Linked DNA regions of Mus musculus: region 2 is linked to region 1. Evidence: chromatin loops called from intact Hi-C (ENCODE). Cell type or tissue: left cerebral cortex. All regions are shown on one strand.

What was found. Hi-C counts contacts between places; a loop is a spot of excess contacts. Peaks named below come from ENCODE experiments on the same cell type or tissue, not always from the same donor. Only the 100,000 strongest peaks of a DNase experiment are listed, where the experiment ranks them.
Region 2: it touches region 1 in a loop (3-fold over the local background); 10 of 42 quality-filtered maps call a loop at or near these places.

What each region holds. Positions count from the first base shown.
Region 1 is chr8:11,995,919-12,003,918 of GRCm38, reverse strand. No RefSeq gene overlaps it. Among named protein-coding and RNA genes, the nearest start is that of Tex29, 160 kb to the right of the region's middle. In left cerebral cortex, a CTCF peak has its summit at 3,997; DNase peaks (open chromatin) are centred at 2,070 and 3,985.
Region 2 is chr8:12,388,728-12,396,727 of GRCm38, reverse strand. Sox1 (SRY (sex determining region Y)-box 1) reads right to left here and starts at 1,209. Exons shown (of 1, transcript NM_009233.3): 1 at 1-1,209. The coding sequence starts at 367. The region is part of intron 1 of Sox1ot (Sox1 overlapping transcript); the gene reads right to left. In left cerebral cortex, a CTCF peak has its summit at 4,964 (motif pointing left); DNase peaks (open chromatin) are centred at 5,593, 6,398, 6,750, 7,421 and 5 more places; H3K4me3 peaks cover 1,741 bases; H3K27ac peaks cover 1,708 bases.

The sequences.
Region 1 (8,000 bases):
TATCCATGCTGGCAGGCACAGAAGCACAATGGCCAGAATAACGTTCAGTTCACTCTAAATAAAAGATGGTTCCGAGCCACCCTGGTAAGTGAAGTAGCAGAAGCCACATCTGGGCCTCACTTGTAAGCAAAGAAACAACTAAGTGTCATTGCCACTAATCATATAAATTCATAATTCTTATATGCCTCAGGCTGCTCTCTCTCTCTCTCTCACTCACTCATACACACACACACACACACACACACATACACTCTTTTGGGAGAGGTAAGGAGAGAGAGAGAGAGAGAGAGAGAGAGAGAGAGAGAGAGAAAGAAGCCAAATCCTGACCCTTTCTGCAGCACAGGTACACAATAGCTTTGTGGCTCAGTGACATGAGCTCCCTGGTTAGGGCTGGAAGCGTGGAATACTGTCTGTTTCACATAGCACCTTCTTAGTGTGGGATACTGTCTGTTTCACACAGCGGCTTCCTAGTGTATAGAATACTGTCTGTTGTCATACAGTGGCCTCTTAGTTTCTTTAAGCAGACTGAGAACTCCAACAGACTCTACTGTGTTGTGTAAATTCACTGTTGTAGGTCTCCTGCAATGAATGAACTGTTAGATGACTGTGGTTACAAGGAGCCACAGTGGCCTGACGGCAGTGCCTGGAAGTACTCAGAGCATCCCCCCCCCCAAAAAAAAGCAAGGTACAGTGAGGGTGGGCATGCTGAGATGCTGGTGGTCTGACCAACTTCAGGGAGGGAGTCAGAGGGCATGAAAAGCTGGTTGAAGGGTAACTTGGAAAAAAAAAAAAAGGTGATAAAAACAGGCATTTGGAAAAAACAGCCGGAACTGTAGTGGAGAGAAAATTATGGAATAGATGAGGCCAAAGTCCTGGGTACAGTGTCAGCCATCAGCCATTAGCAGTGGTTGCTCCCCCATGAATCATAGGACTTGGTCAGAACTCGCTATGTTCAGCCTTTTAAAGTTACTCTGCCACCAACCGGATTGGGCTCTGTGCTCTGAAAGCACAAAACAGGGTGACCAGAAGTAAGCCAGAAGCAGGTAGCAGGTCTCCACACCACTATTCAGTGATTGGCAGTTAAAGTTCCATGATATTAACTGGCCGCTGCTTTGGGCGAGGAGTGGGGGATGGTTAATGTCCACTAACAAATTACAATAGGCTCAGGATTGGTCAGACTTTGTTGTTACTGGTGGGTGCCTGTGTCACCTTTGATCTTTTCTATGCTTTTCTCTTTTCTTCTCCTTTCTTTTCTTTCTTTCTTTTTTCTTTCTTTTCCTTTCTTTCTTTTTTTTTTAAATTTTTTTGAGGAATCGCACGGCTCCCGAGGGGTATCCCCCAGTCACTCAGCTTACCTTGACAGAGGGACACGCCTGGAAAAGTGGCTTAATGTATACAGATGGTTCCATTGGATGGCCCTTATCTAAGAGACTCAAATCACACCCCCTACATCCGGGTCTCCATCCCAAGCCTGCTGCCCCAGCATTACTGAGCACGGTACCATACCAGACTGCCTCCAGGCAGGAAGCTCACACAAAACCTCTCTCAAGCCCTCAGCAAGTATCTTCCAGGAGAAAGAGAGAAGGCCCCGAAAACCACAGGAAAATTATCCCTGCTTTATAGTATGTACCCAGTTGCCACAACCAACAGTCACCCACTGTTTATCAGGTTTGCTCTTTCATTAATAATTTAATGTTTAAGGGGAAAAAAAAAAACCAAGCTCTTCAAAGCCAAAAAAAAAAAAAAAAAAATCCATTCAAAGCTAAATAAACTATTTTTTTCCCTCAGAGTTAAATGTCTTTGTATTTTGAAATGCCAGTTCTGTCACGCAGGCTTAATTAAAGCCACTGGATTTAGAGAAAAGGAAGTGTCGTTGGCGAGCTAACCTTGCCGAGCTCCAGCAGCATGAATAGGGTTGAAAATTACCTCCTAATGACTAAGAATATGTGTGCACAGTATCATATTTTATCCCAATGGCGCTTCGAGCTCTCTCTCACGAGTCGTCACTGTGTTTATTTATATAGATTTAATCAGCAGCGAGGACTCTCTCTGCTCAGCATAGACAAGCAGCTCGAAGACAACTGTCACTGTGCATTTCAAAAGTAGCTACTTCAAGCCTGGGCCTGCCAGACTCTTGCCCATAGAAGAGTGAAGGCTTTAGGGCCCCCATGCTACGACACACAGAGCCATGCCCCAACCTTGACCCAGATGGGAAACTGCGTATCATAAGTTTATTCTGCATATGCTGAGGTCCTCAGCCGAGCCCACAGAGAAGGTGTGGTCCACACCTGCTCCTGGCCTGTCTTGGTGCTGTGCTGACATTTTCCTAGGACAGACCCCACAGACAACCAATATTTGTTTTGTCATAAAGGGTGCAGTGAGATTCTGAAGAGCCATGGGGCTGGCCCACCCCCTCCAGCCTCTGTCCTGTCCACTGCCTTCCAGGCCTGTGACTTCACCTGGTCAGGTGACATCTCATCCCTGACCTTACACCTGACCTTTCTTCCAAGCTGAGCCATTTCTCTATAAAACAAAGGATACCTGTGCCCAGCCTGGATTTGTACAGTGTATTATGAAATGCACTCAAGGCCACACACAGCACTTGAACACCATCAAAACAGGGAGGCATCACTGAGAGAAGCCAGATGCCCTGTGGGCCTTGGGAACAAATGCAAAACCCAGCTCCATGAAGCCCACCTGTAAGATCTTCTCTCTCCCTTCCTCAGGATATTTAGAAACCCACAGATTTGAGCCAAGGATGCAGGACCAGAGGGGAGGGGCCAGCAGGAGAGGAGGGGACAGGTGTGACAACATCGTTTAACGTGATCTGCTTATACTATTTTTAAAAACAAGTTAGACTTTGAGTATAGCAGAAACATTTTGTAGCTTCCAGGACTTAGAAATGGGGGCCACAGTGAGTCTTTAAGCACGATGTAGTTATGATGCTGAAAGCTGAGACCACATAGTTGGACCATAAACGAGTGTTTACAGCTGACTCACTCAGATTCCGCAGAAATCGGTCTCAAGGGATAACGAAACGGCTTCCAAAACTCAGAACTATTTGCTAGCCATACTCAGATTATTTAAAATACATTCTTAACTATATACTGTCCACCCCCCTCAAAAAACAAAAACAAAAACAAAAAAAATCACTTGTCTGGATTTTTACATCCAGAGACTTAGTGTTTAGAAACTGATCTGCAAGGATCAGATCCCAGAAGGCAGCTTCTGCTTCCAAGATTTTGCCTTCCACTCCCCACACACCAGCATCCCCTCCGAGCTAACCCTCTGCTCAGAACACACCAGCATCTCCACCACCCTAGCAGTTCCCTGTACATTAGCATATTTTGGCAGAGGTATTGTTTCAGTGTGACCTGTATAATAAGTGTCACATTAGCAACACAACAAATCAAACGTTTGTTAATTTCCCTGGCTTTCCCACACAGCTGGTGGTGTTATCATGTCACCAGATTTTAATTAATATGATAAGTAACACTTGCAAGACAACAGCCTGATTTTTTTCCCCTCTGTGTGCGTGAGGGTCCATGTGCCACCCTCGTGAGCCGCATGTGCACACGCGCTCTTGTGTGTGTCCCCCGTGTGCACGGCCAGATACATGTGCACAGACAAACAAAACAAGGAGAGAAAGCGAGGCCTTCTGAGGACCCTGAGAACACAGTCAGGCTCACACAGTCATATTTTCAAATAAAACTTTCTTTATAGAATCCCCCCCGCCCCACTCCCACTATCCAGGATCGAAGACTGCCATGCCTCGATGAATACTAAAAACTGTGAGAGCATACAGCACAATGCACTCCTTTTCATACCTGGGTGGTTGTGTGTTTAAGGTTTTAGCATTTAAGAGAGCTCCAGAAAGCTGTCTTCAGAGAGGCTTAATTTTAATTTCTTGGCTTCCAGTAGAATAGCAAGGAAGGCATTTCACTCCGCGTCGCTATAGTTCTCGGCCGCTCTAGGGTTAGCCGAAAGTGCCATCTATTTGCAGAAGTCGGAAATGCAGCGGAACCTGGGGAGAAACTCCTTAGCCCAGAGCTCAGCACCTCTCACCGTGGCTCATGGGGACTGGATTCAAACACGGTTCAGACAAATTCTTCAGTCACGAACAGAGGCCGTGTCTACCTCCAAGTGCAGCCCTTGCTGCCCAACAGTACCTGGGCATGGACTGCATTGGATTTCCAATGTTCACAAAGTGTCCATTCAATAAACGGTGATTGGCAGGGCCAAAACCACACCCATAGCCAGATGGTAATGCTGGGGACCCCTGAACCACTTCTGAAGGGAAAGTTCCAAGTGTAGTGTTCAAAATGAGACACCTCCCTGCTGGTGTTTGCTGGTTTTAAGGGCTCTGGAGAAGGGATCTCGTGCTTCTGGGAACAAGCAGCAGACACCTTGGGCCAGGAAGGCGAAGTCCAGGCCACCTTACTGCTTAGCCCTGCATTCTCTTGCAAGCAAAAGGTCCACCCCACTCTATCCCAGCTCCCAAGCCCCAAGAGGGATATCTCTGCCACCCTTGAATGATTCTCTGAGTAGAAGAGATGAGTGAACCACGTACACATGTCCTAGAGAGTTCCATGTGGCAAGTTCCCAAGGCATTACTCACTGAACTGCAGAGCCACGTCCCTTCTGTCCCAAAGGTCCCAGAAGGAATTTCAGAGACCAGGGGCAGACTTTACCATCTCCAGCTGAGTGTGTAAAAATGGGCTCCAATTTCCTTCTGGTGGCAGTCCTGAAGCAGGTTTGCATCTCTCTAGAGTCCTTTAGTCCCTACAGTTGTGTATGCAGAAATGACCTGTCACTGCACTGGAAAACAAACAGGGACCCATCTGTCAGACCAGATGTCCCTCCAAGAAAAGGCACACAACCAACCAAGCACCTCAGGGACTACTGCAGAATAGGGCAGCATGGCCCAGTGTGGGGACCACACTCCCTGATCCCTCCACACTCCACAGCTCCACTGATGCCCGTGGTCCTCTAGCCTTGGTGAGCATGGTCAAAAGAGACAGATGCCCTGCACTGCATCCTAGGTAACACAGCTGCCTATGGCCTGAACATTGTGATTCCAGAGACCCAGGCACTGCAGACATGACACGTGGTCCACGCTAGCTTCACCAAGAGGCCAACACATAAGGCTGAGTGAGTTGCCCCCAGCAGACTGTTCTGAGATTTGTGTTTTACCGACATGTTCTGAAGGGGTGAGACTGGGCTATAAAGGAGGAAGGGTGGGGTGGGGCAGGGAGGAGAGAACATAGGGGTGTAGAAGGGTATAGGAGGAAGAAAATAGGAAGGGAGAAAGGTGAAAAGAAAAGGGAGAGGGAGGAGAGGGGGGAGAGGGAATCCACAGAAGACACCCCAAAGGCATGATAAAATAAAAATATAAGCCTGCGTATTTTCTAAGAATAAATCCGGATTTGTAAAATCTCCTGTCCACTTACCGTTATCCTTTTCTCCCAGATAATTGAGGGGGGAGTGGGCATGAGAGAGAGAGAGGAGAGGAGGGACCCCACCTTCAGGAGCTTGAGACAGCATGCCCACAAGGGTATTTTAGAGCGAGCCTAAGACCCCATCAATTCCAGGGCTCACTCTCATCTGTGTCCCACTAAGACAGAAAGTTGCCTCAGGTGCTAAGTTTGAAGCTGTTGAACGGGAAATGGATCTTATCACAAATGCTGTGTGATAGTAGACAAATATTCAGAAATTAAGTAGAAACAGTAGACCCTCACTCGCTGTGTTGTTAAAGGCAGAAAAATGCGAAGAAAGGCTAAAAGGCCCACAGGTGGAACTGCCTCCAGCTGCTAACACAGGCTTTGGTGCAGTGGGGGGAGGGCGTCCTCTGTGCTGGGAACAGCCTGGGAACCAGACCCTGTCCACAGCACTCTGAAGGCCGGCAGTTCTAAGGTAGCTGATGATAAAGGAAGACTGTGCACTCTTGGTTAGGGTTTTGTCAGCCTGTGTAGTTAAAGTTCTGCAAAATCACACTTCTGAAGCAACCATCGCTTCTCTGTCAGCAGGACGGCCACTGGACTGACCCACGATGTGACATCCACAGAGGAACAGAGCAAGGTTCTATGAGGGAACATGGACCAATCCTGTACCCGTGGCAGGTGCCTATGACAACAAACCAAGACAAAGCTGGGCTTCCCTTCCATACGGGGCCTCTGGCATACTGTAGATGCTTCTGGAACCACCACTGCCCTGACCACCTGCTGAGAGGTATGTCCTTTTAACCCATGACCTCACATCAAGTTTTGCAAAATGGCTCATCCAGAAGCAGAGAGGAAGAAGAAAGAGCAAATAGGATCGTGCCCACGGCTTCTCAGACAATTGCCAAACATCTCTCCGTAGTCCAGCCATTTGATTTTACTTCCTATTGCTATGGTAAAGACCATGGCTGAAAGCAGCTCAGGTAGGAAAGGGTTTTCACACAGACGTCTCACTAGCACGTTATCATGGAAGGTAGTCAAAGCAGGAACCTGGAGGCAGGAACTGAAGCAGAGATCATAAAGGGGTGCTGATCCTGCCCAGGGGTAGCAGTGCCCACAATGGGCTGGGCCCTCCCACATCAGTCATTAATCAAGGAAATGCCTCACCCCCACCCCGTGCCTGTTACAGCAGCATCAAGTTAGCGAACTAACCATCACACAGGTGTTTCCTTTCTCCTTCACGGCCAGCCTTAAGTGTCACCCACACCACAAAGCCAGCTCGGGGACACCAGAGGAAGGGACTTTTGTCCCCACACAATGCGGTATGCCTCCGATAATTGTAATGATTAGCCTGGGACTGAACTGACTGTGGCATTCACCTCCTTTCTCATGCCCAATCTACTGCAAACGAGCAGGTGCGTTATTATCCCAGGGGCTGGAGCAATGCAGTCATCCTTGTTCTGTTACACCAGAGGGACCTTGGAAGGCATATGGCAGCCTGCCCTTGAGCTGCCAATTCCATCGCCAGATGCACGTGGTTAGAGCCAGCTTCAGTCTGTGTCCACTGAAGACACCTTGCTGTACCTCCTCAGCTTCGCCTTTCCCTTGCATCATGGGATCCGGGGTAGGACACATTACAACTTACACACTCTCAAGTTTCTGCTCCCTGCTAGGAAAGATGCAGCCAAGTTATACAGAGATATACTTAGGCATCTGTGAAGATTAGCTCTTAGGGTGGTTTGCAAAGTGTGAGTAGGTCACCAGAACTAGAGACAGTCCTCATGACAAGGACTCAAAGAGGACAAGCATGAGGTGTGAAGATCCTCCTGGAGAGGATCCAGATGGGGAGAGGAGGGTCTCTCTGAGGCCCATGTTACGCTGACCTCCCTCAAGGTATAATTCTGAGTATATAAAGAACTCGGAGAATGTTCTAGTGAGACAAGCTTCTAACACACCTCCAACATCAGCAGAAGCACGAGTGTGGAACAGCGCATCCTGGAAACACACAGGCTGTGTCTTGCATCTTTTCCAAGGTACAGCAGGGCCACAACTGCATGGCTGTGCCAGTTGTGTGAACCTTTGCTCACACGGGGCTTTGTGAGAGACAGAGATGGCTTCCTGGGATGAACTCAGGCGAGTCACCGCCAACCTCACGCTCCTCACCTGTAGAACAGAGACAGGACAGTGTGTGCTTCTAGTGAGGACTATGCGAAGTGATATTTGTGAACATGCAAACTCTAGGTAGAAAGGGGGTACAGAGAGGGGACTCCATCTCTAATGCTTGGGTAACACACACAGAGAGAGTTCTATTTTGTGAGACACTGGGAAAATCAAGGAATTCATCTCCTTCTTACTCATTTCAGTTTTCCAGTGAGCCTTCTGTTCACCCACCCGTTTACCCACTTATAGATAAATCTATTCATATAACCGTCTACCTATCCACCAATACTTCATCTGTCATCCGTCAATCATATATCCAGCCCCTCATCCTCTAACCTGATGATCTGATTATCCGTGTGTTCACCTATCCACTGCCTGTCCATCCACCCATGCACCTAATAT
Region 2 (8,000 bases), 390 kb before region 1:
GCGGCCGGTACTTGTAATCCGGGTGTTCCTTCATGTGCAGCGCGCGCAGTCTCTTGGCCTCGTCGATGAACGGCCGCTTCTCGGCCTCGGACATGACCTTCCACTCGGCCCCGAGGCGCTTGCTGATCTCCGAGTTGTGCATCTTGGGGTTTTCCTGGGCCATCTTGCGCCGCTGTCCGCGGGACCACACCATGAAGGCGTTCATGGGCCGCTTGACCCGATCCTGGTTGGCCTTGGTGCCCCCGCCGCCGCCGCCGCCCCCGCCCCCACCGCCGCCCCCGCCCGCCCCGGCCGGGCCCGAGAGGTTCGTGGGCGCCTGGGCGCCGCCGGGCGAGTGCAGGTCGGTCTCCATCATCATGCTGTACATCTGGGCGGCTAGCGGGTTCACCGGTACCGCAAAGAGAGGGCCTGGAGCATAGACGGCCGGGTGGGGGTGGGTGGGTGGAGAGAGGATCAGCCCAGAGAGACTGGGGGGGGGGGTGTGTGTGCGGTGGGTGCCTAGCGGAGAGAAGGGGGTTGGGTGGAGGCCACAACAACAACAACAACAAAAAAGAGGCAAAAGCACACGCACTTAGCGCGGGTCCAGCTCGCAGGTGGAAAGTTTCTCCCGGTGCACAAACCACTTGCCAAAGAGGCCGATGGCCAGGTTGATTGCTGCCGTCCGGTCACTCAGGGCTGAACTGTGCAAACAGGTGCAGTCGTGGCCAAGTTGAGGCTCCACTTTCTGGGTCTGAAGCGGTGCCCCTGGGCCCGACGCAGGGTTCGCTGCCTCCTCTTGTCGGCTCGAAGTCTCCGTTCCTGTGCTGGCTTCCTTGGCGGCTTCCAACTCTGGGACCGCAACTTCTAGCAAGGCGGTGCGCCGCGTGCGCTGGGCATGTGCTGGTCCCAGGTGCCTGGGGGGAGCCAGGCGCTGAGGGGGACTCGGAGGGGGGTTCGGAGGGGGCGATCGCGGTGCAGCCAGGGAGGGGGTTAGGGACAGCAGTGGGAGTGCCAACGCGAGCAGAGAGCCAGAGAGCTGTGCCGCTGTGCCCAGGACAAGCTGTCCGCTGCCTGCCCGAGGCCGTGCGCTCGGAGCGGAGGCGCACGCGGGGCCGGTGGCGCGGGGGGCCCAGCAGCCATACGCCGGGCCCGGGCTGCCATTAAATGAGCGCGCCGCGGCCAATGGGAACCGGCGGCGGCGGTGATTTGCATGGCGCGCTGGCGAGTGACGTGGGGAGGGAGTAGATACACTGGGCGCGGGCGGCGGAGCAAGGAGGTGGAGGAGGAGAGAGGGGGGGAACAAGGGCAGGAAGGAGGGGGAAAAGGGGGCGCGGGGGGGCGGGGTCACAGCCACACTGCTTCCTGAGCGCGCGCGCGCGGCGGCGACGGCGGCGGCGGCGGCGGCGAACCCAGAGCTCGCCCCCTTTGCCTCTCCCCGCCCGCGCGCTCCGAATGATTAACGATTGGGTTGAAAACCCAGAGGAAGAAAGAATCGCTGTCGGGGGAGGCGGGGGGAATACAGCCCTGGGTCGTGTTTAAATGCGCTCATTGGAGACCCAGCTCCTCCCCTGTCCCCAGCCAGCCAACTCTGTGCCCGCTGGGAAGGGGAAAGTTGGAGATAGAGGCCTCACTTTGCACTCAGCTCAGCCGGGAGTGCAGAATAACAGCGGTGCGGGGGAGATCCTCCCGGGGGGGGGGGGCTTAGGCCCAAAGTACCTCTGCTGGGTTTCAGGCCAAGCGGGGCGGCTCAGTCTCTCCCACCCCTGGCGCTCGGTGCATTCTCAGAGCCTGCAAAGGCCTTTACAGATTCGGGATCTATAATTCGGGTCTCCGTGGCAAGAGGTGCAGCGGTTTTTGTGTGGTGCTACGCTCCTAGCTCCCTAATCTACCCCGAACTTTCTTGGGGGAGGGGGTGTCTTTTAATGGAGCGGAGTGTTATAGTCAGGTGCCAATTTACTCTATATCCTCTTGAATTTCTGCGAAGGTCAAAACCAAGATCTAGCTGGAATCTTGTTACTCCGACAGTAAAAAGAAGTTTGTGGAAACAGCAAAAGAATACCTACCTAGCCTATGCTTTTCTGAAGCGATTCTCCCAGAAGCTGTTTGCCAAAGGATTTTGAAAATCGTGTGAACTCGGGTTTGCGAGGGTGGGGGTGGGGTGCGGGCGCTGAAACGGAATTGGAAGGTCCAGTGACAGGGCCGCCTTTTTGTATGTTGTTGTTTTTGTTTCTTCGTATGTTGTGAAAAAGAAAGGGCAGTTCTGGGGATGATCAAGACATACACAAATGGCCGTAATCCATGAATCTCAGAACAAATATGATTCCGGGATGTATAAGAGATTTCCAACCCCACCCCAGGCTACTTGGGATCAGACCATCATGTCCAAAAAAAAAAAGGGGGGGGGAGTTATTGTAAAGGCTTCTTCCAGAAAGACCTTTAGAGTCTACAAGTTCTTCAGATATCCTGGGGCGGGGTACAGAGGGGAGAGGATAGAGTTTCTACTTCTAAGATCTAGGTGCTTCGGGAGGTTGCTGGTGGGTAAAGCAAGCCTGGTCAGATGCCTGCAGACCGCCTCGCGTGTAATCCAGAGGCTCTTCTGATGACAGATAACCCGGATAATAGCAAGAATACAGGTGTTCCAATATGTTGGACGGTGAACATATGACAGCCCCCCCCCCCACTAACAAAAACATCTGAGGCTGTGAATTTCCTGACGCCGTTGCTCCCTTGCTATGATTATTACAGTGGTTTATTTTATTTTATTATTATTTTTTTTTATCTCAGGTTGTTACAGCACAGTACAGCCCTCAGCCCGATTGAGCTTTCATTTCAGGCCATTCAGCACTTACTAGAAAACTCATCAAATAATATAGAATTGTGCTAGAAGGGAAACATCGTTTCATATTTTTATAAACATCTAGGTCATAAACTTAGTTTTCAGCTACCTTCTTATTTCAGCCATCAAGTTTATTAAATCTTTTGATTTGTTTCACGAACTACCTACAAATATCAGTTACATTGTAAATGAACAAAAACGAATAGGACTATTGTTTAAGAATGCCGTAGAACCATTTTCCTTGGATAACTTAGGAGGTGATGGGTGTGCTGGGAGATCCGCTGTGTTAGGGCAAGTCAGCAAGACTGAAATAAAGGAAACGGTTTACAAATTATAAACTATATTATCCACTTAGCAATTGAAAGATTTCTTTCTTGTGCTTTTCAATTTAGATTTTAAACTAAATAGCCAAAGACCCCCTGAAAATGCTTTGTGTAAATCAAGCCTGGCACATTATTTTCCATATCAATGGGGCAATTTATTTTATAAACACCCTGCACTCCAGTGAGCTTTGCAGGAATGCTTTATGCCTTAGGAAACTTGGATAGATGACTTTGAAACAGTCTCATTTCTTCCTACCATAGGGCTGAACATTGTTTCCAAATAGGATGTTACTCTTGTTTTCTAGGACATCTAAATAGGAGGTAAACGGCATCACAATGCATACTGCCATGTTGGTGTTTGGCATTCTGGGAACTATTCTGCAGAAGCAAGTCCAAGCTGGTGCAAAACCTATGGGTGCCCACCTGCAGAAGTATGAAATCAGAGATGCAGGTGTAACCTGTTGCCAAGTGACAGAGAAGATTGGTGGTTGCAGTCTGTGCCAACTAAGCAGTGGTGGGCATGGTGTGCCAGACCTCCTTGTGCCTTCCATCCTGGTATGAGCAGAGGGTCCTGTCAGTGACAGCTTCTGGAAGTCTCCTTCTGTTTCCCTATCTATAGTCACTTCCCCAATGGCTTCACAGACACAAAAAGAACAGTCTACAACCAGTTTGATAAACACTTCTGTCTGCTTCCCATCTCCCCAACGGCTGGGTGGGGCTGCCTTCCTAAAAACTATATTCTTTAGGATTTGAAAACTGCACTGTGTCCAAGTAAAACTAAGAAAAGTCCAGAACCCAAGGCAAGGGATTAGTTTCACTGTTGACTGACCAATCTTTGTTCTCTCAGCAACTCAAAAATCTCATGGTGCCACTGCTCAGAATGCCAAAGAGCGACTTTACAAAGTGGCTAAGTTTTTATTCAACCTATGGTTATAATCCTTCAAAAATTCAAGTCAGCTCATTGCTAGTGGGAATTATTCTGTGTGCAGGCATGGGTGCTTGTATATGTCAGTGCTCATAGATAAATTATGAAGGCTTGTATATATGAAATTATGTGCCTACACTCTTGCACAATAGTCTTGACTTTGAAATAAACCAAGTCCTGGGTTTTAAACACTTTCAACTCGAACCCCTGACATAGAAAAACCAATACTTTGGCTCCTTTACACACACCTTTGTGCTCATGAGACCGAGAGGGCCCCTGTGGACAGAAGCCCTTGTCCTTCTTTTTGAAGGCTGGCTCTGATACATCTATATATGGGTTTTTAAGCTCAGCATTAGTCTCTCAGGCTCCAAACAAGTTGGGTACGTTGGGGACCATGCAAGACTAGAAATTATTTCATATGGGGTTCAGATTATCTGCCCTGATGACAATCTCCTCCTCGCCATGCTCAGAACATGATTCTCTCAAGGCTGGTGGAGACACTTGGAGGACAGAGGACACATAGAGGTGTCTCCTGGGAGCTCCCCGGGGCAAAGGCTTGCAGGCTCTGATGTACCCTCACAAGGCTGAGAGAATAGTTGAAGAAAGATCTTTAGCGAACCGAAATGACAGTTTGTGGGACTGAAAGGGGAAAGTTAGCAGCAGGAGGAAGAAGCAGCAGAGAAAACTTAGGAGAGATAAAGAACGTCGGAAGAGGTCTTTGAGGCCATCTCGGCCAACAGGAGGCGCAGATTCAGGGCGGAATGGAAGCAGAGTGGATCTGAGAGGCTGGGAGTCCCTGTCTCAGGACCTGCTGCAGGGAGTAGAGGGCTGCGCACTGGGCCCGAAGCCCCTAGGCCTGTCAGTGTGGACCCTGTAGCGGCGCGGGCCGCGATCGCCGTCTGCTGGCCGCCACCACCCTCTCTGTCCTCGCGGAGCTGAGCACCACGGGCTTTCACCTGTGGGGCGGGAGGCGCCCCTCGCCCAACTACTGCTACCACAGCGTCACTGGAGGGTTGACGGCCCGCAGTTCGGTGTTTGCTTTTCAGCGCGCGCCTCTGACCCGGGTCTCTAAGGGGGCATCTTTTCTCCTGGGTCGTCTCCAAGCCCTCTCAGCCGATTTCATGGGGCCCAGCCTGGGCTAACTTGGGGAGGAGGGATCTTCCCAAACACCAAAAAGGACCCAAATTCAAATTTGTGTGGTTAGTTTGTTGTTGCTGGTTTGTTTAAAAGGGGAAAGAAACAAAACGGATAAAGGGGGGAAAGTCGAAGGAAGAGAGTCACTAGCAAATAAGGAACTTTGGACGATCAGTGTCTTTATGAGCATCTCACAGAACCGAGCTCTCCTAAGTCGCTCTCAGGTTAAAAGCAAAAACTCTCTTTGAGTTTAGAGAGCCGCTTGTAACAGCGCCTGTGGGAAAATAAAGTCTAGGCTGTCAGGCTCCGGTTCCAGCCGTTCTCGTGGCGACCGGCACACACAATCCGGAGCTGCACTATGTGTGCGTGCCTGCCTCCCGGCTCTCTGGGTGGAAGCATTCGGAGAATCTCTGGGAGCTTCGAGTAGGGGCTCACCCTGTGAGCAGTACTCACACATATAATTCAAATTTCACAGCTGACCTGCTCTGAAAACCTCAATCAGCTTCTAATTGAAGGGAAAACAAAATATTGCTTCCCTACAGCAGAGCTAACGATTTAATCATTATATCAGACATTATAGCTTTTAATTAGGCTAATGCTGATACTGTATGGAAAGAGATAATTCAACACAGTTCTTGATGAATTCTGTAATTGGGTTAACGGCGGAGCAGTCGGGGGAGAGACGTCAATATTCAAGCTGCGTCTGTAGCCACCAGGTTTATGAATGAAAGAGAGGAGGAAAGCCTGGAACCCAAGGGGGCATCGAGCCCTCTCTCCCCCGGAGCTGCGGGTACTAGGGAAGAGGCGACTGAGATGCCAGCGAGGCTGGACCGCCGCCGGGTGCCAGGCCTCGCGGGTTTGGAACCGAGCGCGCCCGCTTCGTCGCGTGAAATTTTCTGACAAGAATTTCAGCAGACCCACTTTGCGAGTACACCTGGGCACCCGATTCCGAATCTCTCTACTGGGTCCCAACCCATGCCTGCAAGGAGGGCTGAGCACCCAAGCAGCCGCTAAGGCTTTCCATCCAGTGGCCTTTGAAAAGACAAGTGCTGCCTGGGTTCCCACCCATCGCGAGTGCCGGCTGGGTGTCCACAGCGCCCCTGGCACTCACACTCGACAGAAGCAACTCTACCCTCCGCAGGTACCCTGGGTGCGCCGGGCGCTGGTGGCACCGGAGGCTGTCCGCACCCATGTGTCCTTGCCGATCGAAAAAGGGCAGCTCTAGTGGGTGCCCAGGCTTGTGCCCAATGTCTTTTCCCCTTTCCAACTCTTGGCTGAGCGGGTACTTGGCCTTGGGCTAAAGGAGAAGGTTAACAATTAGAGGGTGTGGGCCCGCTTCCCTTCCTGCAAAAGAAGGGGAAGCAAAAAAAAAAAAAAAAAAAAAAATCCGTTTGCACTTGCCTGCGAAGCAAATTGTGACCCCCCCCTCCTCTTGCTTCCCTTTCTCTCTGCCAAGTAGGGCCTGGGCTAGAGATGCTATTTCAGGGTCAGCTTGCCATCGGGGCTCTACCCGGCATCTGACAGATGCCGCATTCTGCCTGGGTTGGAAATGCCTTTCCTACATTCTTTTTTGCCTCTAGATTTCTAGTACACTCAAAATTTGTGCTCAAGCCTGGGAGTCAGAATCTGACCCTGCCGGAGGAGAGGGCTCACGGTGAGCCTGGGGTTCTGAGAAGAGACATAGTCTCTGTAATTTGGTTGCGCTTTTCAGAAAAGCCACGGGCGGAAGCTGCACTTTCTGCGGTTTTAACCCAGATGTTTTCAGGGCGAGATTTTTATGTACTTTAAAATTTTCTGCCGCCGTTCTTAATTTTTCTCTTACTCTTTGGTTTAACTACATCAGCACAATATTCTCCTTCAAGATAAATATACTGTATTGTGATTCATCCGTGTCTTATTTTGTCAGCAATTACTGCAAAATTAAATGGGTCACTGTGAAAGTTTCATTTACTCAACCCCCCGTAATTAACAGTTTGAATACACCTTTTTTTTTTACATTGTGCAAAAGTTGTAATTTTCCAATGCATGTTGTGTCTTCCTGATAAAGAATGCTGGTTAAGTTCGATGTGATCATAAGGATTCAAAGCTCTCCTCCCAGGGGAGTGCTGTTGGGCTTGCTTTTCCCTACGACCAGGCAAAGCCTGTGCACAAGATCAAACTTTTCTGAACAGTTGAGCTTCACGGCCTGCTCAAATCAAAATTTGCAGAGGGTAAACCAGGGAGAACAGAAAGTGCCCGATTAAGGGACATTCCCAAGGAAACCTTTAACAGCAAGACTCTGGGCTAAGCAGCCAAGCCTGCATTCTGCTCTGCCTGGAGAGTGGAAGGCAAGGTGAGCTGAGACATAGGGGTGGTGATGCTAACCTTTTCACTCTGCCTGAAACAATGTTTCAGCTCTACAGCGAGGCTCAACAGGCCCAAAGGTGTCCATGACCAGGGATGTGTGCATGAAGCATACATTTGGAGTATGACTGCCCTCTCTCACATTCTCGCTCATTTAGCCCCCAAATAGAAAAGGCACCGCTCACAAGAGGAGACAAGTCATGAGGAATTTCTATATGAAGAGGAATAAAGTGAAACTAGAGATGCTTTTTTCCCCTTACAGGCCATCCCAGTTATTGCAAATTAGATTAGCTACACGGGCTGCAATATAAACATGGCAGGAGGTTCACGCCAGTGAAAACCCATCCACTCCAATCTCGCCTTTCATCGGAACAGCTCACATAAATCACATCTTGTCCTTTAATACACTTTTCAATGAGATTAAAACATCACTCTGACACAATTTCAAGCCCTTTCAGTC